2 separate regions of the Homo sapiens genome follow, and region 2 is linked to region 1. A link is an interaction called in ENCODE POLR2A ChIA-PET data of the cell type or tissue named here. Cell type or tissue: PC-3. All regions are shown on one strand. Links, peaks and the distances in the headings refer to the core of each region. The heading gives the core; the rest is flanking DNA.

Region 1 (16,780 bases), core at 6,692-11,691:
TTTCTACATAAGATTGCTAACTTTTAGAACATAAACTGTATAATTATAAGCCATAACCTCTTCCATTTTGTAAAATTAATACTCTGTACAATCAGGATTAAGAGACAGCCACATTTGAGCCATAAGTGAATTTAATACTGCTTTTCAACACAAAGAAATGGTTTCCAAATATTTGTATTAGTTCGTTGTAGGTACAGTATACATTTTATGGGTGGTCTGACTAATGCCACTTTGTAAACCCTGTATAATAGTCATTACTAAACAAACTTCAGTTATTTTTAAGTAAATCATATTTCGAACAATTATTCCAACAAGTTTAAGCCTTAAGTAAATCATCTTTTGAACAATTCTTCCAACAAAGCTTGTCAGAATTTTGTATAAACTGATAAAAAGTACAATATTTTACAAATTTTTTTAAAAATCAGTGCCACTAAATATTTTTCACCTGTAATTTTTTAACCCATTAAGGAAAGTAGGAATAAAATCTATTTTAGTCACTTTTACATAGAAAATAGCAGGATATATATATATAGTTTTGAAAAATTATATGCCGAAAGTAATATTTTTAAACAAATGATAAATATTCATAATGGAGGTAATGTTTGTATGCACATACTGTAATTTAATGAGTAAAGCAGTTTCTGCCTGGTATTTAGTTTAGATGTTCAAATCTGGGGCACTTATACTTTATTCTGCAAGCATTTTCCCTACCTGGTGATAGGTACAACACTTTCTAAGAAGAATGTTTATGGTGATTTTAAGGTATAGGTTTTATATTTTTGCAGAGATGGTCATGGATCTAAGTATGAATAACAGTTTTGATATCAGATCTAAGAGTAAAATGTAATTTATATTTGGATTTACTCCATTACATAAATCCCCTGTTCCACCCAGCCTCAATGGATACTGGCTAGTTCTCAAATAGTTTTTTTTTTTTTTTTGAGAAATGCTTGTTTAGTATAAGATTAAATAGCTTCTCTGATCATACTAGAATGGCAAATACGTATCTGTTTATTAAAACAAAACCTTTATCCACTCAGCTGTTTTCCTCTTTGCTGTTAGAAAATGCCACCTTTCTAAAAGAGATTATAAAATAGTAAAAAAGGAGTAGGGTTTCAGGGTATGGTTTGGAGGTTATCATTTTCTAGAATCCATCCAAAGTGTTTGGTTAGAAATGATTTGAACTGCTTGAGTAGTGATTTGATGGTAGGCAGTATGGCCGTATCTCCACGGTATAAGAAGACTATTCTCCAGGCTTGATCTTCATGAACTGTCTATGCTCAGAGACTCCAGACTGAAATCTGCATAGCATAGATTTCTTTATATAACAGCTCAAGAGCTTGGGCTATGGATCAGAGCATGAGTTTGCTTTCTAGCTTTTGTCTGTTTTTTCATTTGTTAATTGAGGATAGCAGCCAAGTTCATTTGGTAGGAATATTCAAGAAGGTAATGAATTTATATTATGTTTGTCAGTGCCTAGCACATTGTAGACACTCAACCAAATAATAATCATTATGAATCACATTTTTCAGTAACCTAATAATATCAGTTATTCACATCAGAAAAACTTGTGAAATACTTCATTTTACTGATTGAGAAATATTTCAGTTCCATCTGAATACATTTTGGGCTTCCATAACTAAACTGAAAAGTATATTTTATTAGAATGTTTCATAATCTCAATGAATGTCAAGTAACCTTTCAGTTTTATCATCTCAGGAAAAACAAAAGAACATAATTGAAAATTATAGCTTTAAAATGTAATTTTCCACAAAAAAAAGAGAAAAAAACACGTGTTAAAATTATAAAGACATATGTAATGCACTATATTATTCTCAGAAATTGACATTATTATATGTGTTTCTGTAATTTGAAAATATTAGAACTTAGAAAGAAAAATTTCCGATTGTTACAATGCTGTCATTTTGATAATAAAATTATGATTTTAAATACATTATTTCTCAAGTGTAATTCAATAGAGGGAGCTCCACTGCTTCCCTTTTATGAGCACTGTAGGATGCTTCCATTTATTATGATTTTCCAATGACCTCTAATTTAATAGTGAACATTATTAAAAACCTATAATTTTAATATTAAGGATATTTTGGAAAGTGAATAGTATCCTCTTTCTATTCATATAATTCAAAAAATGCTTCCACAAATAATATGTGTTTTAAAGCCCCAGTTCTTAGTTCTTTGTACCTTTTGCATAATAACTCACTAGACATGATTAAAGTAGGTATACTCTTGAGAAACATACTTTAATACACCAAGGCATCAAAAGAGAAAAAAGTTCATTTCTAGTGATAAAATAATGCATGTTTTCATATTAATTTTGTGGTAGCTATTAAGTTAAAACTGTTATATATTTGAATAGTAGACAAAATCTTTTAAAATTACTCTGCCTAGATTTTTAACCAAATGGTTACAGATTTCCACATGGAAATGGTCTTCTTCCTTTTTTATTTTCTCATATATTCCCTTGATTTAGGTAATCCCAAATTGTATTTTCAAGCTAAATTGATATTCATCATCTTATCTATTATTACTTTACCTTTTAATTTTGTTATGATGAAAGAAGTTGTTGGGTTGATTTTGTTCAAAAATTTATAATTTTGTCAAAAATCCACTAACATGGTTAAAAAATTTAAATGGTTTCAATTTTATAAGACATCTCCTAAGATGTTTCTACATAAGGGAGTTATCCACTCTGTGTGTGACCCTGACAATTCATTTACCTTTTATGAGGTTCATTTTTCTCATGGAAGTATTGTACCATGTGATTTCTTCACAGCTCAAAAATTCTAAGATTCAAAACTATATTTTGATTTAGAAGAAGAATATGCACGCGCACTTGTATGTTTGAGTCAGTGTTGAGCAATAATTTTACCTGAAGTCTAATTAAGGAAAAAAAATTCAATGATGGGCCTCATTTTTAAATTTGAAATGGAAATGATTTTATTACATTCTATAGAAAATTGTATAATATCACACATTAGACCTCCTAATTTATTACTAAAATTATATCAGTAAATGAAATCGTCCAATTCTCTGGTATATTTAAGAATTGTCAACACAGAAACAGATTTAAAAATCTCATATTGAAATTAGATTATCTGTCACGACGGCCATACTGGGAAAGGAGCTTTGTGATAAAGGCCTGTGGGTTCTTCATCACAGTTTTAACAAATCACAATTTAAAATACCTTTTAAAGTAAGTGCCCATTTTATTGTGCTTACTTTCCATTATAGATCAGAGTTTGAGAATATGGTGTCTGTAGCCAAATTGTTTAGTTTTGAAACCTGTGTCTCCTTTCTCCAGTTTCCCAGTTGGGTGGCATTGGGGAAGTTGCTTAAACCCTCTTCTGTCCTAATCTATGCAATGGGAATAATAGCACCTATCTTGTAGGATAGCTGTGAAAGTTAAATGAATTAATACACATAAAGTTCATTAAACAGTGTGGTTGTCAGTAGTAAGCTCTTAAGAGGTGTTAGTATTATTCAAGTATTTAAATAAATTAAATCTCAGTTAATCTTTCCCACTTCCCCAAAATACGATTATACACCCAACTGATTCACATAGATATTATACATAAAGAAGAGAGGCCACAGGTTCAGAATTATAAAATTGCCAGCTGTAGCTCCTCTCCACTCTACCTTTCTTTCCACTCAAAAAAGAGAATCTGAATGAGAGTGATGTCATGTTTTTATGGGGCGTAACCTTGAATCTACTCACTCTGTAAAACAAATAAACCATTCACAAACTCCAAGACTTTATCCATTAATTGTTAGTATCATATTCATTATGTCATAGTTCCCATCTGTTAATGAAACATCATTGCATTGCAATCTTGAGGTTGAAATATAAATTTAAAAGTGAATTTGAAGCTAAAAATGAGATGCTTTGCAGCCTATAGTTTACAGTGTCTAAAAGCAATTGTTTTAGGTCATTAGTGTAAGTAGGCCATAGGTAACTTAGGAGTATACAAGTGACTGTGCTCGAAAGACATTTATGTAGACTCTGTAGATTCAGAGTCTACACAATAATAAAATAGGGCCCAGTGATCATATTTTAAGAAACCAAAAGAAGTAAACATTTTCTAACATATTTCTCAAACTTTAGTCCCTTCTAATCTTTTCTCCCCTCTGCCATCAGAGTGATGTAAGATCTGAATCAACTCTTTTTTTTATTGTCATATTTTATTTTACTTTATTTTTTTATTTATTTTTTCTTTTTTATTATTATTATTATACTTTAAGTTTTAGGGTACATGTGCACAATGTGCAGGTTAGTTACATATGCATACATGTGCCATGCTGGTGTGCTGCACCCATTAACTCGTCATTTAGCATTAGGTATGTCTCCTAATGCTATCCCTCCCCCCTCCCCCAACCCCACAACAGTCCCCAGAGTGTGATCTTCCCCTTCCTGTGTCCATGTGTTCTCATTGTTCAATTCCCATCTATGAGTGAGAACATGCAGTGTTTGGTTTTTTGTCCTTGCCATAGTTTACTGAGAATGATGATTTCCAATTTCATCCATGTCCCTACAAAGGACATGAATTCATCATTTTTTATGGCTGCATAGTATTCCATGGTGTATATGTGCCACATTTTCTTAATCCAGTCTATCATTGTTGGACATTTGGGTTCTTTCCAAGTCTTTGCTCTTGTGAATAGTGCCACAATAAACATACATGTGCATGTGTCTTTATAGCAGCATGATTTATAGTCCTTTGGGTATATACCCAGTAATGGGATGGCTGGGTCAAATGGTATTTCTAGTTCTAGATACCTGAGGACTCCCCACACTGACTTCCACAATGGTTGAACTAGTTTACAGTCCCACCAACAGTGTAAAAGTGTTCCTATTTCTCCACATCCTCTCCAGCACCTGTTGTTTCCTGACTTTTTAATGATTGCCATTCTAACTGGTGTGAGATGGTATCTCATTGTGGTTTTGATTTGCATTTCTCTGATGGCCAGTGATGATGAGCATTTTTTCATGTGTCTCTTGCCTGCATAAATGTCTTCTTTTGAGAACTGTCTGTTCATATCCTTTGCCCACTTTTTGATGGGGTTGTTTGTTTTTTTCTTGTAAATTTGTTGGAATTCATTGTAGATTCTGGATATTAGCCCTTTGTCAGATGAATCAACTCTTATAACTGCTCTGCTTCAAATACTTCGGACACTTCCCAATATAGTCAGGGTAAAATAGTAACTTCTTAATATAGCATTTAAAGTTTTTCTTACATTTCTCAGAACAATTTTTCTTGGAATTCCATGTGCTAGCCATATTTCTAAATGTGCCATGCCCTTCCTGCTTCCTGAGTGGGTTGTTATTCACGTCTCTGTCTTATTCAAGAACACCCTTTGCTTCACACCCTCTCAATCACCCTTTCTTTGCCTGAATAACGTGTATCCCTATCCTTCAGAACACAGTTTATATGCCATCACCTCCAGAAATTCTTCCCTGATCTCTCTAAGGTGCCTGTCCTCTGTAGTTCCAGAGTTCATTTCATGTATTGCCTATTCATTCTTCTCTCTCTCCCTTAGTGAATTTTTATATTCCTGGAGGCAGGAGCTGTGTCTACTTAATCTTTTTTCTACCCAGCGTCTACTGATACATGGTACATTTTCGGTACACACCCATGATGATTGAATAAATGCATTAGTCAAAATTAGATTTCTTAGTCTACTGATACATAGAACTTTCTCAGTACATACATGACAATTGAATAAAGGCATTAGTCAAAATTACATTTCATAATTATCAATGAAGCCTATTTTAAACAACAACATATAATGTTGTATGAATAAGAAATATCTACATTGAGAAAATTGTTCAATTTCTTTTAAAAATTGAGGGAATGACAACTCTCCTAAAATATGGTCCTAAAAAGAATTTGCCTTATTCTACCCATGCTATGCAAATTGAGTGCTAAAACAAATGGAATAAAGTTAGATTTCTTCTGAGTGCCAATCCAAGTTAACATAAGTACTCTTCTTGAGTTTCCATATTGAACATAGTCTGTTCATTAAATGTGAGATCATCCTGAGAATTATAGAAATTTATTTAAACTAATTTATTTTAAAAACTGTAGGTTTGTGAAGATACTAAAACTACTTTTTCTCCCACAGGATAATTGTAGACATACATTCAAAATAGAAGTAAATTAATGGTAATATTAGTTCTTCTATTTTTAATTAATAGATTAAACCTTTGGATCACGGCATTTCTCATAATCTAGCAGAAATAATATAGAAAAGACTTCATAAGCAGATTGATCAGTCACGCAGGCAGTATTTAACATATTTGTACCACTGAAAATACATCTGTACTGTGGACCATGTCTTGGATGCTTTTGAGAGTAAAATATTAGAGAAAATTTGGAGAAAATCTGGTTTTATTTTTACAAAACTATTGACTATTGAAAGAGAACTTTAAAATTCAGTCACTAACTTAACAAAATTATATAAATTTGAATGATGTTTCATTTTTACTGAAAAATAAACCTTGTGCTCTTGAAACCAACATATCATTTTGAGAAATAAGTCTTTACTGATAAAAACAGTGCAGAATTGGATTTATCACAGATCTCATTATTCAATGGTACTTAATAGCTGAGAACTTAATAGTTTTAAGTCTGGTGTCACTTCTCTGGACAAAATAATCTTAAATTCTTATAATCTTTCAACTTAAGTCCTTTTTTTATAAGCTTTGTTTTATTTCCTTACTTTACTTTTGATCCTTCCCAGTCCTTCAGAATTTTAACTTCTATATCATGGTTTTACTCTGCCAATTCCCATATTACCTTCCCAATTTACCTTGTTAGTAAATTTTTACTTCTTTGGTCTCTGAGGCAAGCTGTCTTCTGAATTCTTGCCCAGAAATTCTAAGACTTTTCTAATATATTATTAAAAATACTTGTCCAGATAAACCAATATAAATACAACACATTACCACTGATAACTCTCGTTTATTAAATACCTGCTGTACTCCATGTAAAATAGTACTTTACGAAAGAATGGCTAATATATTTGTATAACCAATTTTAAGTTTAAAAACTGTGACTCTTTTTTAATTTTTTAAATTATAAATTGTAATCTCACTTTCAGCCTTTTAAATATAGGACTTTGAATGCAGTATAGTTTATGTATCAAGAAGTAGCCAGAGCAAAGACATTATCAAATAAAGCCAAGTAAACAAGACTTTCTCTTTGTTGAAATATATAAACCTAATTGGGCCATATCAGTGATCAGTTAAGATTCTGGATTAATCAAAGAGGCTACATGACAATTTTTTAAAAAATCTTTTCTATTACTTGAAAAAATGTCACCCATTTCTAAGACAAATACTGTCTAGTTCCTGGATTCTTGGCATGTAATCTAGGCTTCACGTTCTTGATGTTGTCACCCAACAAAATAATCTTTCCACAAACATATAAAAATATATGGAGTTCTCAATTTTCCATGGAAATAGAATCTAGGGTTAATGTGGTGAAATAATTTTCATTATTAACAAGCCTTATTTTAGTATATGTAAATAGGATTAGATTGAAAAGCCAAGTTTTATAGTAAAAGATGTGATTTCTGTAAAAGAGAGTATTCTGTAAAAGCTGGAGGACAAGTGAAGCTTAAAGGAGCAGCTTGTACTGATGAGAAAGGGGAGAGGAATGAGTGGACCTCTCTTCAGAGAGGAAAGAAAGATAAGATGAAAAGCCAGCATGAAAAGGAACTTGCTATTTAAAATTACAACAAACTGTTTATGTGGACCAGTAGCATCATGATGTAAAATAAATTTTCTTTACTGCTTTGCCATGACGCTTAATTGATAATACATTCTAGTAAGCCCAAATTTGAATCTCTTCTCGATAACTAACATTCAGTTAATTTCTTATTTCGAAGTGGGAAGAGCAATGGCTGGAAAGAAACTTCCTACAGAGAAATTCTGATGCAAATATGTCTTGAAATCCAGAGCATTTTGGTCCAAATTTAACAATGTGTGTCAAATTTTACAACAGCAGATGTGAATTTATGGTTCTTTATTAAGTTTTAGGAATTCTGAATTGTATTTGTCTGCTTAATTCTATAGTGAAACTAAAGCTCAGTTAAATAGTCTAAAGAATGTTACTTAATAGTAAAATTACATAAATATGCCATGCACATGTTGGCTTTCAACAGAGTGCATTTGAATATATTCAGATCTGTGGTGGGTGCTGAAGACTTGTCTATATAGGTTCAGTTCCATAACTGAACCAGTGAGAATCTAGAAAACCAGTGTTTTCAAAACTACTCCCTCATGGGTGAATGGAGCACATACTATTGAATGATCTGCTCTAAACTTAGGCATTGGTGGGCCTGAAATAAGACTTGGGCAGTGAGCATCTGCTTCTCTTCACCCAAAGAGTTGACCTTCCAAGACTATAGAGGAAGTTAAAATTAAGAAATGAGTATAAGAGAGACACAAGTAGGTGACTTCTCAAATTCTGAAAAGGGAAGTTTGGGTAAACAAATCTGAAGGAAGAAGAAATTAATATTAGAAAAGCAGAGTTAGGAAGACAGAAGTGAATCAGTAAAATGTCTTTTGTTAGAACAGGTGCTTCTACATCTGTTTTGAATCAACTGCACAATGGTTTATGCATGGGCCAACTGAATAGAAATACTCAAGGCTGGCATAAATGGATTTGGTTCCAGTTACAGATTTCTTTGTTTTGTTTTGTTTTCAAAAATAGAGCCCAATTAAATCCATCCTCATTGGTTGTAGACATTACCCTAAATGTCTAGTGTGTGCAAATGTTTCTCTATACCCTACCTTCCTATCCCTATTCCCCATGGGTCCCTAGCATTAGACCCTGCTTCCTGACAGTCTAGACTTGGGCTTGTCATTATACCACCATAAATTAGACCCTGCTTCCTGACAGTCTAGACTTGGGCTTGTCATTATACCACCATAAATATATATATATATATCTGTAATTGTTTCCTTAGTGAATTGAAGGTTTTTTCATTTAAAATTAAATTTGTGTGGAAAGTATATTCTTTCCCATCAAGTTAGGAATATTTAAAAGAAGTATACATGTTAGATGCAAAGCGCTAATTCAGGAATGACCAGATAACTAGTATCATTATATTCTTTTTCCAAGTATATTCCCCAATGTTTGGAATGCTGTTCTTTTGATCTTAACTCTTTCATCTGAAAGCACCCATCAAAGGTTACATGAGCAAATTACCCAATAAATGTTATTTTTCCAATAGTTTCAGCCTCACCCTACTTAAAATTATATTGAATGTTCGTGACAGTTCAAATTGACAAATTTTCAGTTTGCCTCTTCTTTTTACCCCACGTTATTCTCCAAATAGAAATCTTGAGATTTTTTCCACAAGATAAATCTTTAGAATAACTGAGGACTAATTATATGTTCCACAGCAGTCTGTAGTAGTCTCACAGGCTGAGCGTCCAAATGAGGTTGCTGCTATAGGGAAGGGCAGGCGGAAATAGAAATAAAATAAATAATCCTTCCCACCCTCACACACACACACACACACTCACACACACAATCAAGAAACCATCAAACAAAGCTCAGAAACATTTCAAACATAAGATCATCTTTTACTTTACTTTTTTGTTGCATGTTTACTTTGCCTTCTGGAAATATTGCACAATCTATTAGCTTTTTCTCTTTAGATGTTTGAAGGATACAGAAGGTACTACTAACTTAAAAAAAAAAACATTGATTCTCACAGCAGAACCTGTGTGTACTTGTTCACTACATACCTACATTGTTAAATATAGTTGCTTCACAAACAATACAATAAGAAAGAATTTAAGAAAACAGATTCTATGTAAATAGTCTGCGTCACTAACTCTATTATTTAGTGATTAAACGGAAAAATATTTAGTATTGAGTGTTGGTTCATCATTGTTGAATCAGTAACGGTTACCAGGATCATTGTCAAGTTAATAATTGAGACCAGGAACTTCCTTCTTGCTGAGGGCTTTTAGTAGTGATCAGTGGCAGAGGGATATGAAAGGCTGGAGAAGAAAACAGGAGACCCAGTCCTGCCTTTACCAGCAGCCCTGAGATTTTGGTTAATCACTTCATATTTCTGTTCTGCTTCTTTGCTTATACAATGACATTAGGCTACAGCTGAGTGGGCTCCCTTCCGTGTGGTTGTGAGACTTTATTCTACTGCCAAATAAAAATAATATTTGCATTATCTCTTTTTTTAATATTTGCACTTTTTTGTTCTCATCAGTATCCATAATGAAGCACTAAGCATGTAACATTTTGCAGATTGAGATTTCCCAGTCACCATGCACCATAAATAAAATAATTGAGACATAGGAATAAAAATGCATTACAGTATAAACAAGCAGTAACAGAGTGTGGAAAATAAAAAGACAAGGAAGTACAACCTCTCCTCTGTTTAACACTGAACAAAATTTTTGGGAGAGTATAATGTTATATTTATAAATAGAGCAATTAGATTTGGTTCAGAGAAAAGAAAATGATTAAACCTATAGAATACAGTTGTTGTAAAGAAGGGAAAAGACCTGGAGAAGGAAGAAGTAAAAGGTGAATTAATAGCTGTGATGAGAACACTGATCCATGATTCTTCATCTCCACAGACGACTGTCCCACAACAAAAACAAAACAGCATGCAATTGCTGAAGGAAAAAGCTAGTTCCTCAAATTTGAAATGCTACTTTTGAGGAAGACTCAGGGACTTCTACCTCTTAGAGTATTACAAAATGTTATACATATACCATACTCCAAGCAGAGATGTTCTGCTGTCTCTTTAAACTTAGTTTAGTATAAAAGGATGGTAAATTTGGTGATAAATTTAGTAATAAATGCAACATTTTTCTTATCTGTAACTTAATAGGAATAAACTAATTTAAGATTCCTTCTGTTTCAAATTCTTTATGATTTTTTATTTTGGGGATGTTGGACTTGAAGCTTCACTAAATATTCGGTTATAGAAATACTTTTCTAGGAAAACTTATTAGGGTTAAGAAACCAGATATTTTTCTTTTAAAAAATATGTAATTCATATATTTTGAACTTAATAATTAGATTCCAAATGGTCCTAATCACACCCTGTGGATCTTTAGCTCTTGAGGATTCAAAACTATGAGATTTTACAATCACGTTTTAGATAGTAAAGATTGAATGAGTATGTTAAGGCTTTCATGAAAGAAAAATGGAAGAAAGAATAATTGAAACAAGTAACTTAAGTGGTGGGCAAGTAAAATCTGTAAGCCAATTTCTTTGTCTGTAAAATGAGGAGAATAATAGTATTTATATGAATTCTTTGTTGAATGAACAAAGTGAGATAATTTTTGGAAAATGATGAGCAAAGTGAATGGCAAGTAGAACAGACTTCAGAAATGTTAGCTATTTATTATTTACACAAGAAAAGTGGAAGGTATGGTGTACTAAATATGACAAATATGACACATTCAAACAGAAAAGAGGAAAAAATTTCTGTTATGTAGAAAATTATCCCACTACAATTTTCTTTATCCTTATTTATTAAAAATACGGGATGAAAGTAAGAAAGAAAGATACGCAAAACAGTGTGTGGTATGTTTGCTTAAAACGGAATGTGTTTTGAAACACACAAAACCATATACCTACTTGTATGCTCATATATACATAGTTTTTTTTTTTTTTTTTTTTTTTTTTTCTAAAAAACACACAGGAACCTTAATAATGGGCTTCTCTGAAAGGGAGGCCTGCGAATATGAGATAGGAGGGAAGCCTTCTTATTTTTTAAGTATATGCTTTATCTGATTTGAATATTTATAATGTGTACATTATTTTAAAATAAACTACTAGTGCAAAATTAGTATTATTTTTTATTTTTTACATTTAATTTTATTTTAAGTTCCAGGATACATGTGCAGGATGTGCAGATTTGTTAAATAGGTAAATGTGTGGCATGGTGATTTGCTGCACCTATCAACACATCATCTAGGTATTAAGTCTTGCATGCATTAGCTGTTTATCCTGATTCTGTCCCTCCCCCCTACCCCCTCAACAGGTCCCATTGTGTGTTGTCCCCCTCCCTGTGTCCATGTGTTCTTATTGTTCAGCTCCCACTTTTAAGTAAGAACATGTGATGTTTGGCTTTCTGTTCCTGCATTACTTTCCTAAGGATAATGGCTTCCCACTTCATCCATGTCCCTGCAAAAGACATTATCTCATTCCTTTTTATGGCTGCATAGTATTCCATTGTATGTATGTACCACATTTTCTTTATCCAGCCTATCATTGATAGGCATTTAGGTTGATTCCATGTCTTTGCTACTGTGAATAGTGCTGCAATGATCATACCTGTGCATGTATCTTTATAAACAGAATGATGTCTATTCCCGTGGGTGTATACCCAGTAATGGGATGGCTGGGTCAAATGGTATTTATGGTTCTAGGTCTGAGAGGAATCACCACACTGTCTTCCACAATGATTGAACTAATTTACATTACCACCAACAGTGTAAAAGCATTCCTATTTCTCCATAGCCTTGCCAGCATCTGCAGCATCTGTTGTTTCTTGATTTTTTAATAATCGCCATTCTGACTGGGATGAAATGGTATCTCATTGTGGTTTTGATTTGCATTTCTCTAATGATTAGTGACTTTGAGCTTTGTTTATATATGTTTGTTGGCTGCATAAATGTCTTCTTTTGAGAACTATCTCTTCATATCCTTTGCCCACTTTTTAATGGGGTTGTTGGGTTTTTTTCTTGTAAATTTCTTTAAGTTCCTTGCAGACCCTGGATATTAGACATTTGTCAGATGGATAGATTGCAAAAATTTTCTCCCATTCTGTAGGTTGCCTGTTCACTCTGATAATAGTTTCTTTGCTGTGCAGAAGCTGTTCAGTTTACTTAGATCCCATTTGTCAATTTTTGCCTTTGTTGCCACTGCTTTTGATGTTTTGTCATGAAATCTTTGCCCATGCCTATGTCCTGAATGGTATTGCCTAGATTTTCTTCTAGGGTTTTTGTAGTTTTGTGTTTTACATTTAATGCTTTATCATCTTGAGTTAATTTTGTCTGATGTATAAGGAAGGGGTCCAGTTTTAATTTTCTGCGTATGGCTAGCCAGTTTTCCCAGCACCATTTATTAAATAAGGAATCCTTTCCTCATTGTTTGTTTTTGTCAGGTTTGTCGAAGAGCAGATGGTTGTAGATGTGTGGTGTTATTTCTGAGGCTTCTGTTCTGTTCCATTGGTCTATGTATCTATTTTGGTACCTGTACCATGCTGTTTTGCTTACTGTAGCCTTGTAGTGTAGTTTGAAGTCAAGCAGCATGATGCCTCCAGCTTTGTTCTTTTTGCTTAGGATTATCTTGGCTATATGGGCACTTTTTTGGTTCCATATGAAGTTTAAAGTAGTTTTTTTCTAATTCTGTGAAGAAAGTCAGTGGTAGCTTGATGGTAATAGCATTGAATCTACAAATTACTTTGGGCGGTATGGCCATTTTCACTATACTGATTCTTCCTATCCATGAGCATGGAATGTTTTTCCATTTGTTTGCGTCCTTTCTTATTTCCTTGAGAAGTGGTTTGTAGTTGTCCTTGAAGAGGTCCTTCACATCCCTTGTGTGTTGTATTCCTAGGTATTTTACTCTCTTTGTAGAAATTGTGAATGGGAGTTCATTCATGATTTGGTTCTCTGCTTGTCTATTGTTGGTGTATAGGAATGCTGCTTATTTTTGTACATTGATTTTGTATCCTGAGACTTTGCTGAGGTTGCTTATCAGCTTTGGGGCTAAGATGATGGAGTTTTCTAGATATAGGATCATGTCATCTGCAAAGAGAGACAGTTTTACTTCCTCTCTTCCTATTTGAATATCTTTTATTTCTTTCTCTTGCCTGATTTCCCTGGCCAGAACTTCCAGTACTATGTTGAATAGGAGTGGTGAGAGAGGGCATCCTTATATTGTGTCGGTTTTCAAGGGGAATGCTTCCAGCTTTTGCCCATTCAGTGGGATATTGGCTATGGGTTTGTGATAAATGGCTCTTATTATTTTGAAGTATGTTCCTTCAATACCTGATTTATTGAAGGGATGCTGAATTTTATCAAAGGCTTTCTCTGCATCTATTGAGATAATTATTGTGGTTTTTTTCCTTTAGTTCTGTTTATGTGATGAATTACATTGATTGTTTTATGTATGTTGAACCAGCCTTGCATCTGGGGATGAAGCCAACTTGATTGTGGTGGATAAGCTTTTTGATGTGCTGCTGGATCAGTATGCCAGTGTTTTATTGATGATTTTTACATCAGTGTTCTTCAGGGATATTGGCCTGAAGTTTTCCTCTTTTGTATTTCTGCCAGGTTTTGGTATCACGATAATGCTGGTCTCACAAAATGAGTTAGGAAGAAGTCCCTGTCTTTCAGTTTTTGGAATAGTTTCAGAAGAAATGGTATCAGCTCCTCTTTGTACCTTCAGTAGAATTCAGCTGTAAATCCTTCTGGTCCTGGTCTTTTTTTTTGTTTGGTAGGCTATTTATTGCTGCCTCAATTTCAGAACTTACTATTGGTCTATTCAGGGATTCCACTTCTTCCTGGTTTAGTCTTGGGGTGGTGTATGTATCCAAGAATTTTTCCTTTTCTTCTAGATTTTCTAGTTTATTTGCATAACGGTGTTTATTGTATTCTCTGATCGTTGTTTGTATTTCTGTGGGTTCAGTGGTGATATCTCCTTTATCATTTTTTATTATGTCTGTTTGATTGTTCTCTCTTTTTTTCTTTATTAGTCTAGCTAGCAGGCTATTTTATTATTATAATTATTATTTAAAAAAAATAGCTCGTAGATTCATTGATTTTTTTGAAGGGTTTTTTTATGCCTCTATCTCCTTTAATTCTGCTCTGATCTTGTTTATTTCTTGCCTTCTGCTAGTTTCTGGGTTTGTTTGCTTTGGGTTCTCCAATTCTTTCAGTTGTGATGTTAGGTTTATGATTTGAGATCTTTCTAACTTTTTGATTTGGGCATTTAGTGCTATAAATTTACCTCTTAACACTGCTTTAGCTGTGTCCCAGAGATTCTGGTACACTGTCTCTTTGTTCTCATTGGTTTCAAAGATCATCTTGATTTGTGCCTTAATTTCATTATTTACCCAGGAGTCATTCAGGAGCAGGTTGTTCAATTTCCATGTAGTTGTGTGATTTTGAGTGAGTTTCTTGATCTTGAGTTCTAGTTTGATTGTAGTGCAAAATTATTGTAACAACAGTATTACTACCAAAATTGTAGACAAGATACATCTTCTCACATAGTAATTTATTTATTATGAATTGAGAAATTAGGAATTTTGGTTATAGTTCCTATGAAACTTTAGGATAACAGTTGTGCTCATTTTTATGTGTTGCTTGTTTCTTTTCCCCGTTAGGCTTGCGAATTTTTTTCTTATTTGTTACAATAAACCTACAAACATATTGAAATTAAAATGATCTTTCATTTTTATTGCCATTCTTATATTAGTCTATGTTTAAGTTAAATCACATTTAAGATGAAGTTGCATAGTTTGCTTCTTGATTGATGTTTTGAAGTGATTTGCAAATGTAACAATGTAAGCCTAGAGGATATCTACTAAAAAAAAAATCACCCAAACATACAGTTAACAGAAGTGCAAATATTCTTCAGTAGAAATAAATTTATACATGTTATGGCGAGCAAGTATGAGAAGAAAACATACCATAAGAGGAATTTAAATTTTGTATCAATAATTTTTTGACACTCAAGATTGTTGAACCACACTTAATACAATGGATTATTTTAAAAGCTGTGGCATAGTATTTCTGGAGAAGTATTTCCTAAATTCTTGTGATCCAGATAATTAGACCACAACCAAATTAATTTTATAATGGCATATACTTATACTCACTCTTAGAATTCACAATAGAAATGAGCTTTGCTAACTCCTGGTATAAAGAAATTGTTTACATTGTTTAACCTTATGTCTGACTTGAGACATTTGGAAAACCAGCATTTGGAAAGCAGTGTTTTGAAGTAAAATATACTACATGAATGAAATACAGTGTCTAGATTTAGGACTATTTGATGTCTGGTACCTTCTATAACCATAATTCTTCATTATAAGTCAAAATACAACAGAAGAACAAAACAAATAAATACAAAAAGCCCTATTATTTATTTCCATGAAGATACATGTAAGTTTTCCACATGATTTGGAATTTATATTATCTAAATTTTTATTTTAAGCTCACTCAAATATAGATAATTGCAAATTTGGAAAAGCAGTCAGTAATATCAAAATACTGTTATTTTGTGCCTGTGTATTTTTACAAAATATTTCGAGTCCATTCTTTCAAGAGGTTCACATCAGTATTCAAGTACTATGGTACTTTCACTAGTAGCCAAGTACTATAGTACTTTGACTAAGTATGGTAACAGCCTGTAAGCCTCCTAAAGCTGAAAAGATTAAAATTTTATTCTTAGACAATTGAATCCACTAATACAAAATAATTTAAAGTAATCGGTTAATTTTGTTTACTTCGCATTTTACTTTGCTATGTGTTTCCCTGACATATGACTCACTACCTATGTATGTCTGTGTCTGAGAAGGACATACATAGCTACGCGGAAGGGACATGCGAGGGATGAGGGAAGCATAGGCATGTTGAGGTACTTATCTCCTGCAGAGCAAACACGTCATGATCTGGAAATGACTGCATTTCCTCCCACGTGCCTAGGCTTTTCTGAATCCCTGGTTCTCTTTTCAACAGGCCCATAGAAATGTCTCTGCT
Region 2 (16,780 bases), core at 7,274-12,273, 950 kb before region 1:
CCTACAAAATCTAACAGAAGACAAGAAAGAATCAGGTCTCAGACAGCAAACTAGAATGACTTTCGCAGAGTCCTTGGGTCCAGAAAACAAGTGAGTAGATGCTTCCTAAAGCTACAGTTTGAGAATGCAAAATGAACAAACACACTTACACAAGTGTTTACATAAAATTTGGGCAGTTTTGAATGGACTAGATCAGGAAGACAGTGTAAAATATTTAAAGAATTACTAGGTGAATTTCAGGGTGACATCATTTTTGTGTATGTGAATCCTATTCTTTCCTGAGTGTCCTAAGGATATAAAATTATGAATATATGGAATTAAAATTCTAAGAGAAGATAAATAATAAAATATGTTAAAGAGGAGCTAGATAGGATAAAAATAGATGGAGACAGGGCTAGAGTTTATCAAGCAAATACCCCATGGGAAAAACCTTCTGGGCAGAATTATTCAATGAATGTAAGTACATTTTTTGAATTGATGATTTTGGTAGGTACAAAAGGCACTGACTACGAAACCTTATTTGAATTATGGGAGATCCCTCAATTTCAAACCTTAAAGGATATGTTACAACAATATCTGAGACAGGAAGCAAATGGAAATGGAAATGGAAAAGATTCCAACAAAAACTACCTTGGATAGGCAAGGACAGAGTTGAACTACAAATGGTTTAAGCTATTATAACTTCAACTAAGCCTTCCAAAAGGGAAATAAAAATACTAAAGACATATGCCACTATAGAAAATTCCCTAATGTAAAAAAAAAAAAAAAGAATGTAGCAGAAAGAAATGCTATCAAATTTCTGCATTATTCAAAAAAACAAAAAAGCATGATAAGAAGCACATGACAGATGCATCAATAGCAGTTTTAGTTCAGAAAACCCTAGTGGATAAATTTCCAGCTGAAACCAATGTGGGGTTGGGAGAAACTTGCCTGAGAGAGGAGGTTCATATGCTTAAGCTGCCATGTGGCACAGGATAGAGAGGACTGCTCACAAGAGATAGTAAAGGCCATGTCACTAGCAGAGACTACCTCCATGTAGTGTTGTCCTGCCATGCAGTGTTGTCCTGCCAAAAATGTGGGGCTCCAAGGAGAATTGTAAATTAAGAGTTTGAATACGCTGGATGAGAAAGAAAGGCTTGTCAAATAAGACTTGGTGATTGAGACTGTCACCATTGCAAATTTCTAAACTTTGCCAGAAGGCAGAAATATCTCAAATGCTGTTCTAAGTGAAGGAACATTTGCATAATGGAGTTTCCCCCCAGATATCCTAAACCTAGTGGCATAATTAACCTCTTTATGTAAGATTTTTCCCAATCCATCCTATATTCACAAACCATGGACTCTAGACACCTACATAAATAACTGGTACTTCGGCAAAGCTGAAACCCAGATGTTCCCTTTTTGCCCCTTCCTCAGATACCATTGAATTTGTTGTATGGTCTTTGGCAGCACTCAGTATGGGCGTCTGAAAAGAAAAATTTGCCTCTTGTAACTGCACTGGTGCTCAAAATTCAGACATTTTCCAAATTTATGGAAGATGTGCCAGTGCTGGAATGAATTTCATATCTATGGATTTTTAAAGTGAAGAATATCGGCACCTTGTTATTGATCAAAAATTTATTTAGGAACTAGCCCATTTCAGTAAGATACTAAGACCATAGCTACTCAAGAAGCCACAGCTCCACAAGCTTGCAGAATTTCTTTGGCTTACATAGAAGAATTGTGAAATAAGGTGGAACAAAAAATTTGAAAAAAGATTAACGTAATAATTTTTTACTTTAGACTATTTATGACAACCTTATTTGGGGATTAATTTCCAGTAGCTAATGAAGAAATTTAATTTGCAGAGAAAATTATAAATGAATCTAAGATCTGCTTCAGAGATTAATAAAATGAATGGTTTGAGTTCAAATTTAGAAGATCCCCATTACTATTTAGTTTTTGCATAATTGTCGTATTCTCATCTAATCAAAGATCAGACCTTCTAAAGACTTAATTCAACAACATGGCTGACCATGGCCCAAATAGAACAAAAAGCCAAAGGAAAGATAAATTCTGTCTTTACTTGACTGAGACATAAATCTGCTCCTACCCTCAGATATCTGTGCTCCTAGTTCTCTGGCTTTTGTTTTTAGACCAGGAGTTATACCGATGCTCCCCACTCCTTCAGTTCTCAGGCCTTCAAACTTGGACTGAATTACAGCACTGGCTTTCAAGTTTCTCCAGCTTGCAGATGGTAGGTCACGGAACTTCTTGGCCTCCATCATCACGTGAGCCAATTTCTATGATAACCTTCCTCCTATTTATATCTGTATTTATCTCTGTATCTATATACCTTTACATCTATATCTAGCTATGTCCTATTGTTTCTGTTTCTACAGAGAACCCTGACTCATACACACTTCCATGGCCTTGTCACTGATTTTGTTTACTACTTCTCCTCTTGTTCAGTGCAGTCCAGTAACACTGGCTTTATTACTGTTCTTTCAACGATCCAGGCATTCATTTCTCTCAGGGACTTTGCACTTGCTCCTCTTGTTCAGTAGAATACCTTTCTCCTTTATAAAAACAGATTTTTATTTTTTCTGTCCTTTCTCCAAGTTACTGTTCTCAAAAAGGCTTTCCCAACATGCCCTCCTGGTCTTTTCTTCATACTACTTAGTGCATATTGATTGACATCCTCTGCATTTTTTCTCTTTATTTTTATCTTTCTCTCTCTAAAACATAAGATTCACAAAAAAGGAGAGTCTGTGTGTGTTGTTATCCCTCAATAACAGGATCTGCCATGTAGGCAGCCTGCAAAAAATATTTCTTGAATGTATGATTTATTATTTTACTATATTTTTGATTATTATTCATCAGAATTCTTTACCAAATATTAGTTTTGTGTGCTGTAGAACTTCATGTAAATCTTTAAAACTCAGAAAATATTCTTTTGAATCTGGCTTCTTTCACTCCGCATATTTTTGATATCTGTTTACATTGTTGAATATATTAGTAGCTCACGTATATTGGTGAGTACCATTACTTTGCAGGAATATACTACATTATATCTATCCAATGTCCTGTTGAAAAAGAAGAATATTTTGTTTCTAGCTTGGGTGTACTGTGAATAAAACTTCAAGGAGCATTTAGCATGCAGTAGTCTAGTCATGTATATCCATTTATCTTGGAAAGGAAAATAACTATTGCATAAGATATTGCCAAAATTATTTCCAAAGTGGTACCACTGCACATTAGCATTTTGCATATCTAGCAACATTTAGGAGTTTGGTTGCTTCAAAACATCACCAAAATTGGTATTTTTACTTTTATTCATTTTAAAGTATATGAATCACATTGGATTATAATTTGCATTGTTAAAATAAAAAAAGAGGCTCACTTTTCATTTTCATACAATTTTTGTAAAACATATTATACGAAGAGACTACACAAGTATCCTGTACATTTTTATTGGATTGTTTGCCTTTTTATTATCAAATACTTTGAGGAGTACTTTATGTATTCTGGATGTAAGTCATTTATCAAAATATGTATTAATAGTGCTGTCTCCAAAAATGTGGCTTGCCTACACATTTTCCTAGAAATGACATTGAAAAAGCATGACTTTAATCTTATTATTTTAAGTCAAATTTATCATTCATTTCTTTTATGGTTAGTATTTTTTTGCATCTTGATTAATAACTTATTTCCTACCCCAAGGTTGCAGGATATTATTCTTCAATTTCTTCTAGAGATGTTATATTTTAGCTTTCACGTTTAGGTTTATTGCATACTTCAAATTAATTTTCATGTACATGTGAGGTATGGATTGAGATTTATCCTTCAACCCCTACCACCACCACCACCCATGGATAGTTTTTCTATTACTATTTTAAAATAATATTTTTTTCCTATAGATTTGCCTTGGCAACTTTGTTACAAACCAAATGACCAGAAATATAGGTCTATTTCTCAACTCTATTCTCTTTTGCTGTCACTTTGTTTATTCATAGATTCTTACTGCAATGTCTTGATTAATGTAACTTTATAGTAGATTAAACTCTGGTGGTGGTATTATTCATCTAGCTCCTCCTTTTTATAGATTTATTTGACTATTCATTTGAATTTGACTAATCATTCATTTAAATTTTTGTAATTAGCTTGTTAATTTTGGGAAAGAAGTGTGTTAAGGCTTTATGGGAATTATGTTAAATCTATGAAGTAATTCACAGAGATTTGACATCTTAACCAATTTAGAGTTTTTAATTCCATGAACATAGTATACACCTTCTTTACATTGGGTTTTCTATAGTATCTCTTCAGATGATTTGTAGTTTTCCATGTATAGGTTTTGCACATTCTATGTCAACTATTTTCCAATGACCAGAAATTGTTATTTTATATACATTTTCCAGTTTTATAGCAGCCTAAGTTAGAGGACTTGTCTAGACCAGTGATTCCAGTTTGGCTGAAATCAATGGTTCTTTTTTAAAAAACAATTTACATTAAAGTTAGCTTTTCACCCATTTTTTTGTTTCATTTGTATCTATATTTGTTTTACCTCTCTGTAAGACACTGACGTCTTTTATACATTACTTGCTATATTAAATACAATCCTTGTTTTCCTCTCAGTTTCTTTATAGCATATTCTATATGGAAGTAGTACCCACGTTAAAAAATGATTTAATTACTAATTTTCTAGTACTCTTATTGAGCTCCCAGAGGCAGCTGATGTTTGAGTTGATGTTTAGAGACCTGCATAGCATGTATATCTCATATACAAAACCTAAACTTCATACTAAAATGCCATAATGTGAGTCTTAATATCTGATCCTATGGACCTTAAAACTCCTTGATATAGCTATATCCATTTATTGACTTCCTATATCTATTTTTCCAAAATCAAGAGCACATACTGAGCCTGACTTGTATTTAATCCACAAAGTACATATTCAGTATGTATTCATTTAATTAAATAATTAATATTTTGTTTGATAGAAATTATTGATTAAATTACAAATCCTTATATTTCACACATTTCTTCTAATATTAGAATTCAAAATCATTAGGTATGTACTCTAGATTTCTTTTAATTGTAACATATTTTGTATAAGTTGTCAAAAGGAAATAACAGTCAGTAAGTTTCACAAGTATTGGAATAATTTTTTCCATTCTAAGGAGACAAAATACTTCCAAAATATCTATATTAATTTCACATATAAAATTCTCCTTTTTCCTCAGCAGTAGAGCTCACTAAACAACATAAAAAGAGATTAATTTGTGTACAAACAATTGGCTTTGTCTTGATAAATTTTCTAGATCAACTGATTCTATGTATAGCAATTTAAACAGCGAATTCTATGCTGTTTAAATTGACACAATTTCATATGCAGAAAATTGAAACTGGACCCCTTCCTTACACCTTGTGTAAAATTAACTCAAGATGGATTAAAGACTTAAATGTAAAACCCAAAACTATAAAAACCCTAGAAGAATATCTAGGCAATACCATTCAGGACACAGGCACGGGCAAAGATTTCATGATGAAAATGTCAAAAGCAATTGCAACAAAGGCAAAAATTGGCAAATGAGATCTAATGAAACTAAAAAGTTTATGCACAGCAAAAGAAATTATTATCAGATTGAACAGGCAACCTACAGAATGGGAGAAAATTTTTGCAATCTCTCCATCTGAAAAGGTCTAATATCCAGAATCTACAAGGAACTTAAACAAATTTACAAAAAAAAAAAAAAAAAAAAAAAAAAAAAAAACCATTAAAAAGTGGGCAAAGAACATGAACAGACACTTCTCAAAATAAGATATTTATGTGGCCAATAAACATATGAAAAAAACTCAACCTCTCTGATCATTAGAAAACTGCAAATGAAAACCACAATGAGATACCATCTCACACCTATCAGAATGGTGATTATTAAAAAGTCAAGAAACAACGAACACTGGTGAGGCTGTGGAGAAATGGGAATACTTTTACACTGTTGGTGGTAATGTAAATTAATTCAACCATTGTGGAAGACAGTGTGGCAATTCCTCAAAAACCTAGAACCAGAAAGACCATTTGACAAAGCAATCCCATTACTAGGTATATACTAAGAGGAATATAAATTATTCTACTATAAAGATACATGCACGTGTATGTTCATTGCAGCACTATTCGCAATAGCAAAGACATGGAATCAACCTAAATGCTTATCAATGATAGATTGGATTAAGAAAATATGCTACATATACACCATGGAATATTATCCAGCCATAAAAAGGAATGAGATCATGTTTTATACAGGGACATACATGGAGCTGGAAAGCCATCATCCTCCACAAACTAACACAGGATCAGAAAACCAAACGCTGCATGTTCTCACTTATAAGTGGGAGCTGAACAATGAGAACGCATGTACACAGGGAGGAGAACAATACACACTGGATCCTGTAAAGGGGGCAGAGTGAGGGAGAGCATCAGGATAAATAGTGAATGCGTGTGGGGCTTAATACCTACATGATGGGTTGATCAGTGCAGCAAACCACCATGGCACACATTTACCTATGTAACAAACCCGCATGTCATGCACATGTATCTCAGAACTTAAAATAAAATTAATTAATTAATTTTTAAATTGGCATGGTCTTTTCCTCTGAGCATTATTCTAAAATTGCCATACGAAAATTTGTTAGATCAGAAAATGTAGAGGATTGAGGTAAAGTCCAACAAAGTGAGCCAGCACTTGTTAGATTTCTTCCCCTTATTTCTTGAAAGTTTGCACAGTTGTGGCTAACTAAATATATATATATATATATATATATATATATATATATATATATATATATATGCTTGTGTTAATTGAAAAATATTTAAATAAATTAAAATATTTTCTTATTTAGAAAAATATTATATTGTCAGTGACATTGTTCATAACTGTCAAAAGTTGAAAATACAAAGGTCTTTATATAAATGCTGAGCGACAACAATGAAAGTCACAGGAAACAACACAAAGGAAATGTATTTTAAGTAATTTTTTTAAAATCTGATTTCCATATTTGTGCCTAGTTCCTGGTTTCACTCTAGTGCCCAGGCTAGAGTGCGGTGTTGAGCTCATAGCTCACTGCAGCCTTAAGTTCCTGGGCTCAAGTGATCCTCCTGCCTCAGCTTCCCAAGTATGTAGCAACACAGGCACTCACCACTACAACTGGCTAATTTTATTTTATTTTTTGTAGAGATGTAGTCTTGCTATGTTGCCCAGGCTGGTCTTGAACTCCTGGCCTTAAGCAATCCTACCTTGGCCTCCCAAAGCATTGGGATTGCAGGTATGAACCACTTTGCTCAGATTACTTTAAGTAATTTTTTTTCTAACCATTTTACCTTTACCTCATAAATTTAGTAACATCAATACTATCAGATATATAAATATGTTTTAAAATGTGGAATTATTTTGCAGCAAAACAAGGGTCATTAAGTTAAAACAGTTAGTCCTTTTTAAAAAAGGTGGTGTTGAAAACAATTACTGTGATAACAAATTTCAAGGACTACAAACACCTGGATAATATGTGACTTTCAGCAACGCTGCTGCTTCTTGTTGGTCAATGAACAATCACTTAACGGAAGGTTATCGGCAGTAGAAAATGAAATCTGTATTATCTCGACTTATTTAGTGACATTTAAAAAATAAGCCAATACGAATAGAATCACAAAGAATTAATGGGGAAGAATTAGTGTTAGAGCTTTGAAATTTTAAGCAAATGTGACAGATGTATCTCTCTCTCTTTTTCTTTCTCTTTTTTTCTCTCTCTCTGTATCAGTCTGTTTGTGCAGCTATGGCAAAATACCTGAGAGTGAGCAACTTATAAACAATAGAAATTTATTTCTCACAGTTCTGGAGGCTGAGAAGTTCAAGATGAAGGCCCTGGCACGTTTAGTATCTGGTGAGAAATTAGTCCTTGCTTCCAGGATTGTGCCTTAGTGTTTCATCGAAAGGCAGAAATGCAAAAGGGCCTAAGCTAATGTATCCAGGCCTCCTATAAGACACTAATCTATTCGGAAGGACATTACTTTCATGACTTGATCATCTCCTGGCCCCACCTCTTAATGCCACTACAATGGGGATTAAATTTCAACATGAATTTTGGAGGGGACCCATTCAAACCACAGCATTCTCTTTTTCTCTCTGCTTGCCCTTGCTCTCATTATTTCTCTCTCTCTCTCTCTATATATATATATATGTATAAATGTGTATATATATGTATATGTATATGTATATATAACAACTTACCTAAGCTGAAGTAAAAAAAAAAATTCTCTATCAATGTCCTTTAGTTCTGAGTGGATAGTACCAAGTATCTAGTCCATTGAATTTAGTTTTGCTATTTATTCTATGATCACTTCTTTGCATGTTAATGTATATTTTGAATTCTAATATCAAAGTTATGCTTTCAGTGTATTTGAAAATTTATCTGTTTTCCATATTCGTGCCTAGTTCCTAGTTATAATATCTTTAGATTGAAGCATATTCATAGAAATTGCAATGAAAAACTTAGAGTACATTTTTGCTTGTTAATTTTTTTTATGATTGAATCATGGAGATTGCTACCATTATATTTGCTTGGTTGGTGGCATTTTAAGAGAATAATGAAATATTTCTGGACAAATAGTTTATAAGACAGAGACTGCATAGAAAACCCCTACCTGATTCCTGATATTTAAAGTCAGTACAGAGATTCTTAACTTTCTATGCATGGACAACTAAGATCAACATGGAAAGTTTCACTGTCAACAAACTCTTTGAAATTTGAAGTTCTTTTATTCTAAAGAGAAAATTTGTGTTACCACATTTTCAAAGACCTGTGCCAAAAAATATCTAAGAATCACTACTCTAGTCACATGTTCTATCCTATCTTTTGAATCAAGTAGCTTACCAGCACTTTTAAATAATTTTAAATTATTCTTGTTATAATAGAAAAGTCTAAGTATTGCAAAAGACTGCTAGAAATTTTGCAGAGACTCTGCTTGTGTTACTTTGTTTTACTCTCTAAGGTAAAAGCCTGTAATTGGGCCCAACTTACCAAGTTACATGTAACCTAAATTTTGGAGCAGATTTAATTCCCTGACATATACCAGGGTACAGATAAGTAGTGTCAAAGAGTATAAACCCAGATGGCTAAATCCAGAATCATATGAGGCTTTACAGCACAAGAAACTAAATCTGGAAGCTTATTTATGTATGAACTTAATTACAAATACAAGAAATATTTAACCTAAACCACAGAATTTGATGGAAGTGCATTAATATAGGCTATGAGGTGGTTATGTAACTGAGAAACTCAACTAACAAAAAGAAAAAGAAAAAAAAGGGTGAGGTAATGACAGATATTCATTCAGTAAGTCTTCGATAACAGAATTTTTAGAAAAAAAATCCTTATTCTATTGGCTTAATAGATTGCTTTGTCAGAAGAATTTAAATGGGAGGTGAAAGAGCTACTCTTAAAAAATAGTTAGATCATAATGTAATAGTAGGATATACAACACACGGAGGTGAAACTGGAAGGCAAGGTGGGCAGAAGAAACATTATAAATATGCCTAAGGAAAAGGAACTTAATGAAAATTGGTAGTGGCTCTCTGGCCAGCATAGAAAAAGTTATTTTTTAAAAAGGAAGAGCTCGAGAGAAAGTTATGAATTCTCATGGGGAAAAAAATATTCCCTTCACTTGTCAGGATTAGAAGGACTATTTGATGCAAAGCCACAAGTTGAGAGCTGGCTAAGAAGTCCGTGATGACTTCATAGCTCATAAATTCTCAGAAGGCAGCAACTATAGCAGATCAGAGTACAAGCATGAAGCAATAGGCGGGTGGTGAAGAGACAGCTGCTCTTCCAGAATGTAATAGGATTTTCAGCCCCTTTCTAAGATCCATTGCCTCCTATGTGGGAAAAAAAGGAAAAAGAAGGATGCACTGATAAAAAATTGTCCAGTGCCAGCCTTAAGGAGTCCGGAGTCCATTTACTTTCTGGAATACTGAACAGACAGGGATAGTTAAATTTGCATCAAAGGCAGCATATAACCAGAAGGTTCCATAGGTGAGTGAGAGGATTCAGCCTTGCAAAGGCTGTGACTGCCCAGGAAACTGCTGTATCTTTCTGTGAAGTACAGTTAGTGCTTATTTTGGGTGAAAACTGGTGTTTACAGTGAGAGAGAATATTCCTGATTCTATTACAGTTGTAATATTGCTAAGTGTAGAAGCAAGTAAGAATTTGACAGATAGACATGAACATAGAAAGCTGAGAGACAGGATTTTGAAATCATAGGGCAATATAACTTGTTTTACTTTCTACCATACACCTAAACTACAGTGAGATTTTCCTGAAAGCTTTTATCCTAGAGAAGTCAATCTTCTATTTTAACTTCAAATAAAGAGCTGTAACAGATTTACCAACTGGGATTTCAACTTTAACGTTGTTGACATTTTAGTCAAGATAACTCTTCACTATAGGGATTCTCCTGTGCATACTAGTAGCAGGCTCTCCCCTCATTGTAGAAATGTTCCCTGCAGGACAAAACTGCCTTGATGAGAAACCCTGCATTATGCAAATGGAATTTGGCAATGGCTGGAGGCATTTTTGGTTGTCACAGCTGGAGGTTGGAGGTATGCCACAAATATCTAGTGAATAGAAGAGATTCTGCTAACTGAACAAAGAATTATCCAGTTAAACATGTAAATATTGCTGAGATCCAGAAACCCTACTTTAGCATAATAAAAGTAAAATCCTCTTCATTGAGAGTAGATCTTTGTGAGCAAGCACCTTTCTAAAAAAATATATAAAACAAACAAGCATACTTTGTGAGGTTTAGCAGAGTAAAATACTAAAAAATCAAAATTGGATTCTAATATTATCACCACATCAAAAACAAACCCTGAGAATATCAAACATAAAAAAAATATAGAAGATAAAATTATATGAAATAATAGAATTTTGTGAGGTCTCGCCTTAATTAAACAAGACTCACACAAAACTTTTCAAAATGATGCAGAAGGAGAAGATATGATTAGATTTTTCAAGTGTAAAGAAACCAAGGTGGAATTACTATTAGCTTCCATCTTCTTAGTGAACAGCTATAGGAAGTGTGGAGGGAAAAAATTTGAAAATGCAAATTCTTTTAAATGCTTGAAGTGAAAGGGTACAGCTTCTTCCTCATCCATTTCAGTGGCTCTGGAGAATATCTCTGGCACACTGCTCAATGTTATCTAAAGACATTACAGAGATTGAGTTTCCGGAAATGAGTTTTAAAAGTTTGGCAGAAATATTTTGCACTAATTTTGTGAAAATGTATACTGGGTGTGTGACAGCAAGGGAGTTATGGGATTCAGCCAACAGAGGACCCAGAAAACTGATGCTGCTTAAAACATCCCCTCCTCCCCTAAAGAATGTTGACCAGATTGTAGAGAACACAAACAATCCCTTTAAGCAGAGAGTAAATAGATTAAGAAAACAGCCAGATAGCCTAACATGCCATAAGTGACTTTTTTTCCTCCTTTCTCTTTCCCTTTTCTTCTCATGGTAGAAAAGACTAGAGAGGCTTGCAACACAAGCTGGAAGATCTACCACATCTTGCTGCTGCCCAAGACCGCCCCTTTATCTTTCTATGCAAGTTTTTACTGAATAAATCTTTGACCACCTACCAACCTGGAGAAGTCTGCCTCTTTGTTTGGTCTGAGCTTTCCTTCTACTTATTGGGGGCAGTTCTTGGTTGTGGCAGGGGGTTTTCCCAGCAACTGTGTAAACCAGAAGTATTAGGTTGGTGCAAAAGTAATTGTGGTTTTTGCCATTACTTTTAATACAAGGCACTAAATCAAGTGTTGAAATAAAAAACAGCCTAAATAACTGAACTTTGTTTCAGAATCTTTGGTCGATGACCTGATGAAAGTGACTAATTTTCAAACATATCATGAGAGGTCTGTTCTAAAAATTTCAGATGATCTGAGTTTTTTATTTATTTATTTTATTTTATTTTATTTTATTTTATTTTATTTTATGTTCCAGGATACATGTGCAAGACATGCAGATTTGTTACATAGGTAAATGTGTGCCATGGTGGTTGCTGCACTTATCAACCCATCCCCTAGGTAAGCCCCCATGCGTTAGCTATTTATCCTCATGTCTTCCTCTCCCCACAACCCCTGAGTTTTTAACTCAACTGTCAGACACTCTCTAGCTAAATATCTTCAGCAGGTTAGTCACCTTATCTGAACCACAATTCTCAAATCTGCAAAACAGTGATATAAAAACATGCCCTCCCTACTGAAATATAATTTTATTTAAACAAAATATGTAAATACAGTTGTTCCTTTGTATTTATAAGGGATTGGTTCCAAGACTCCCTCAGATAACAAAATCCTAGGATGCTCAAGTCCCTCATATAAAATGGCATAGTATGTATTTCATGCGTGTCTGTGTGAAGAGACCACCAAACAGGCTTTGTGTGAGCAACATGGCTGTTTATTTCACCTGGGTGCAGGCGGGCTGAGTCTGAAAAGAGAGTCAGCAAAGGGAGATAGGGGTGGGGCCGTTTTATAGGATTTGGGAAGGTAATGGAAAATTACAGTCAAAGGGGGTTGTTTTCTGGTGGGCAGGGGTGGGGGTCACAAGGTGCTCAGTGGGGGAGCTTCTGAGTCAGGAGAAGGAAATTCACAGGGTTAATCACTCAGTTAAGGTGGGGCAGGAACAAATCACAATGGTGGAATGTCATCAGTTAAGGCGGGGCAGGGCCTTTTCACTTCTTTTGTGATTCTTCAGTTACTTCAGGCCATCTGGGCTTATACATGCAAGTCACAGGTGATGTGATGGCTTGGCTTGGGCTCAGAGGCCTGACATTCCTGACTTCTTATATTAATAAGAAAAATAAAACAAAATAGTGTTGAAGTGTTGGGGCAGTGAAAATTTTGGGGGGTGGTATGGAGAGAGAATGGGCAATGTTTCTCAGGGCTGCTTCGAGTGGGATTAGGGGCGGCGTGGGAACCTAGAGTGGGAGAGATTAAGCTGAAGGAAGATTTTGTGGTAAGGGGTGATATTGTGGGGTTGTTAGAAGAAACATGTGTTGTATAGAATGATTGATGATGGCCTGGATACGGTTTTGTATGAATTGAAAAACTAAATGGAATAAGAGAAGGAGAAAAACAGGTATAAAAGGTCTAAGAATTGGGAGGACCTAGGGCATCTGATTAGAGAGTGCCTAAGGAGATTCAGCATAGTCCTGCCAGCAAAGATTATTTATTTACTTCAAGAGTTTAGAGTGGCAGTTTGGGGATAGCACCAGGAGATATCAGCAGCTGTGATGGCTTGGAGAAACAGTGTAAACCTGCAGTGTAAACAAGAGCAGGGCATGTATGAGTAGTTGAGAATGGTGAATAAGAGTATGACTAGACAAAAGATAGTAGGGATGACAAGTTTTTTTGGGGCACAGTCTAAGTTGGTCTGGTGTCAAATGAGACTGGGGCCTAATAAAAAGGAGCATCTATACAGGAGCTTAAATGGGCTGTACCTTGTAGCATTCTGAGGACAGGCCTGAATTCTGAGAAGCGAAAGTGGTAAAAGTATTGTCCAGTCCTTTTTAAGTTGGTGGCTGAGCTTGGTGAGGTGTGTTTTTAAAAGACCTTTAGTCCGTTCTACTTTTCTTGAAGACGGAGGACCGTAAGGGATATAAAGGTTTCACTGAATACTAAGAGCCTGAAAAACTGCTTGACTAATAAAGGCGGTCTGTTATCAGACTGTATAGAGGTGGGAAGGCTAAACTGAGGAATTATGTTTGACAGGAGGGAAGAAATGACTGTGGTGGCCTTCTTAGACCCTGTAGGAAAGGCCTTTACTTATTCAGTGAAAGTGTCTATTTAGACTAAGAGGTATTTTAGTTTCCTGACTCGGGGCATGTTGAGTAAAGCTAATTTGCCAGTCCTGGGTGGGGCAAATCCTCGAGCTTGATGTGTAGGGAAGGGAGGGGGCCTGAATAATCCCTGAGGAGTAGTAGAATAGCAGATGGAACACTGAGAAGTTATTTCCTTGAGGATAGATTTCCACGATGGAAAGGAAATGAGAGGTTCTGAGAGGCGGGCTAGTGGCTTGTACTATAGCATAGCCTGCCTTTGCTGGTGTGTGGCGATTAGGCCTGGTGGAACTGCCATCAATAAATCAAGCGTGATCAGGGTTGAGGAACAGGAAAGAAGGAAATATGGGGAAATGGGGTGAATATCAGGTGGATCAGAGAGATACAGTCATGGGCATCAGGTGTGGTATCAGGAATAATGTGAGAGGCCAGATTGAAGTCCAGGCCAGGAACAATGGTAATTGTGGGACTTAAAGCATGAGTACAGCTGAAGGAGCCGGGGAGCAGAAAGTATGTGTCAGGTATGAGGAAGAAAATAGATTTTGGAAGTTATGAGAAATGTAGAGAGTGAGTTGAGCATAGTTTGTGATTTTTAGGGCCTCTAACAGTATTAAAGCAGCAGCAGCTGCTGCACGCAGACATGAGGGCTAGGCTAAAACAGTAAGGTCAAGTTGTTTGGACAGAAAGGCTACATGGTGTGCTCCTGGCTCTTGTGTAAGAATTCTGACCACACTAACCATGCCTAGGAAGGAAAGGAGTTGTTCTTTTATAAGGGATTGAGGTTTGGGAGATTAATCGGACACGATCAGCAGGGAGAGCACATGTGTTTTTATGAGAATTATGCTGAGATAGGTAACGGATGAGGATGAAATTTGGGCTTGACTGAAGTAATAGGGGCTGTCTGTGAAGCCTTGCGGCAGTACAGCCCAGGTAATTTGCTGAGCCTAATGGGTGTCAGGGTCAGTCTAAGTAAAGGCAAAGAGAGGCTGGGATGAAGGGTGCAGAGGAATAGTAAAGAAAGCATGTTTGAGATCCAGAACAGAATAATGGGTAGTAGAGGGAGGTATTGAGGATAGGAGAGTATATGGGTTTGGCACCATGGGGTGGCTAGGCAAAACAATTTGGTTGATAAGGCGCAGATCCTGAACTAACTTGTAAGGCTTCTCTGGTTTTAGGACAGGTAAAATGGGGGAATTGTAAGGAGAGTTTATAGGTTTTAAAAGGCCATGCTGTAGCAGGCAAATGATAACAGGCTTTAATCTTTTTAAAGCATGCTGCGGGATGGGATATTGGCGTTGAGTGGGGTAAGGGTGATTAGGTTTTAATGAGATGGTAAGGGGTGCATGATCGGTCACCAAGGAGGGAGTAGAGGTATCTTATACTTGTGGGTTAAGGTGGGGGGATACAAGAGGAGGACGCAAAGGAGGCTTTGGACTGGGAAGAAGGGTGGCAATGAGATATAGCTGTAGTCCAGGAATAGTCAGGGAAGCAGATAATTTAGTTAAAGTGTCTCAGCCTAATAAGGGAACTGGGCAGGTGGGGATAACTAAAAAGGATTGCTTAAAAGAGTATTGTCTAAGTTGGCACCAGAGTTGGGGAGTTTTAAGAGGTTTAGAAGCCTGGCCATCAATACACATAACAGTTATGGAGGCAAGGGAAACAGGCCCTTGAAAAGAAGGTAATGTGGAGTGGGTAGCCTCCGTATTGATTAAGAAGAGGACAGGCTTACCTTCCACTGTGAGAGTTACCCGAAGCTCGGCGTCCGTGATGGTCTAGGGGGCTCACGAGGCGATCGGGCAGTGTCAGTCTTCAGCTGCTAAGCCGAGAAGATCTGGGAAGGAGTCAGTCAGAGGGCCTTGGGCCATTGTTCCAGGGGCTCTGGGAGTGGCTGCCAGGTGAGTTGAACAGTCCAATTTTCAGTGGGGTCCCACACAGATGGGACGCGGCTTAGGAGGAATCCTGGGCTGCGGGCATTCCTTGGCTCAGTGGCCAGCTTTCCGGCACGTGTAGCAAGCTCTTGGGGGAGGAGGTTCTGGAGGAACGCCTGGCTGCTGCGGATCAGGCGTTTGGAAGTTCTTGTGTGCTGGAGATTTGGCTGGGGTTTGTCTCACAGTGGAGGCCAGGAATTGCAACTTTTTTCTGTTATTGTACACCTTGAAGGTGAGGTTAATTAAGTCCTGTTGTGGGGTTTGAGGGCCAGATTCCAATTTTTGGAGTTTTATTTAATGTCAGGAGCAGATTGGGTAATAAAATGTATATTGAGAATAAGACGGCCTTTTGACATTTTAGGGTCTAGGGCTGTAAAGCGTCTCAGGGTTGCTGCCAAACGAGCCATGAACTGGGCTGGATTTTTATATTTGATGAAAAAGAGCCTAAACGCTTCTGATTTGGGATAAAGAAAAAGGAGCATTAACCTTGACTAAGCCTTTGGCTCCAGCCACCTTTTTAAGAGGAAATTGCTGGGCAGGTGGAGGAGGGCTAGTCACGGAACGAAACTGTAAGTCGGACCAGGTGTGAGGAGGGGAGGTGATAAAAAGATTATAGGGTGGAGGAGCAGAGGCTGAGGAAGAATTGGGACCTAGCTTCGCCTGGCGAGGAGCAGCCTGGGGAGGAAGGGAGAGGTCAGATGGGTCTGTAGAAAAGGAAGATTAGAAAGACTCAGTGACGCTTGGCGTTGGTACTGAGGGGACAGGCAGGAGGGAAAGAAGGAAGATTTGGGACGAGTCGCACTGGGCACAGAGACTAGGAAGGGACTGATGTGTAAAAGAATCTGGACGTCAGGCACCTCAGACTGTTTGCCTATTTTATGACAAGAATTATTTAGATTTTGCAGGATGGAAAAATTCAAAGTGTCATTTTCTGGCTATTTGGAACTACTGTCAAGTTTGTATTGGGGTCAAGCGGCATTGCAGAAG

Evidence for each region. ChIA-PET counts read pairs that join two places held together with the same protein. Peaks named below come from ENCODE experiments on the same cell type or tissue, not always from the same donor. Only the 100,000 strongest peaks of a DNase experiment are listed, where the experiment ranks them.
Region 2: POLR2A ChIA-PET joins it to region 1 with 7 read pairs; 1 of 35 experiments calls an interaction of 5 or more read pairs at or near these places.

Annotation. Positions count from the first base shown.
Region 1 is chr3:105,377,705-105,394,484 of GRCh38, forward strand. All of the region lies in intron 1 of ALCAM (activated leukocyte cell adhesion molecule), which reads left to right. Among named protein-coding and RNA genes, the nearest start is that of ALCAM, 19 kb to the left of the region's middle. In PC-3, for the core only: no CTCF peak of the experiment used is centred there; a DNase peak (open chromatin) is centred at 9,777; H3K4me3 peaks cover 1,401 bases; H3K27ac peaks cover 4,037 bases.
Region 2 is chr3:104,427,504-104,444,283 of GRCh38, forward strand. The region is part of intron 1 of LOC105374020 (a long non-coding RNA gene); the gene reads right to left. Among named protein-coding and RNA genes, the nearest start is that of MIR548AB, 910 kb to the left of the region's middle. In PC-3, for the core only: no CTCF peak of the experiment used is centred there; DNase peaks (open chromatin) are centred at 9,798 and 10,598; H3K4me3 peaks cover 3,853 bases; H3K27ac peaks cover 3,100 bases.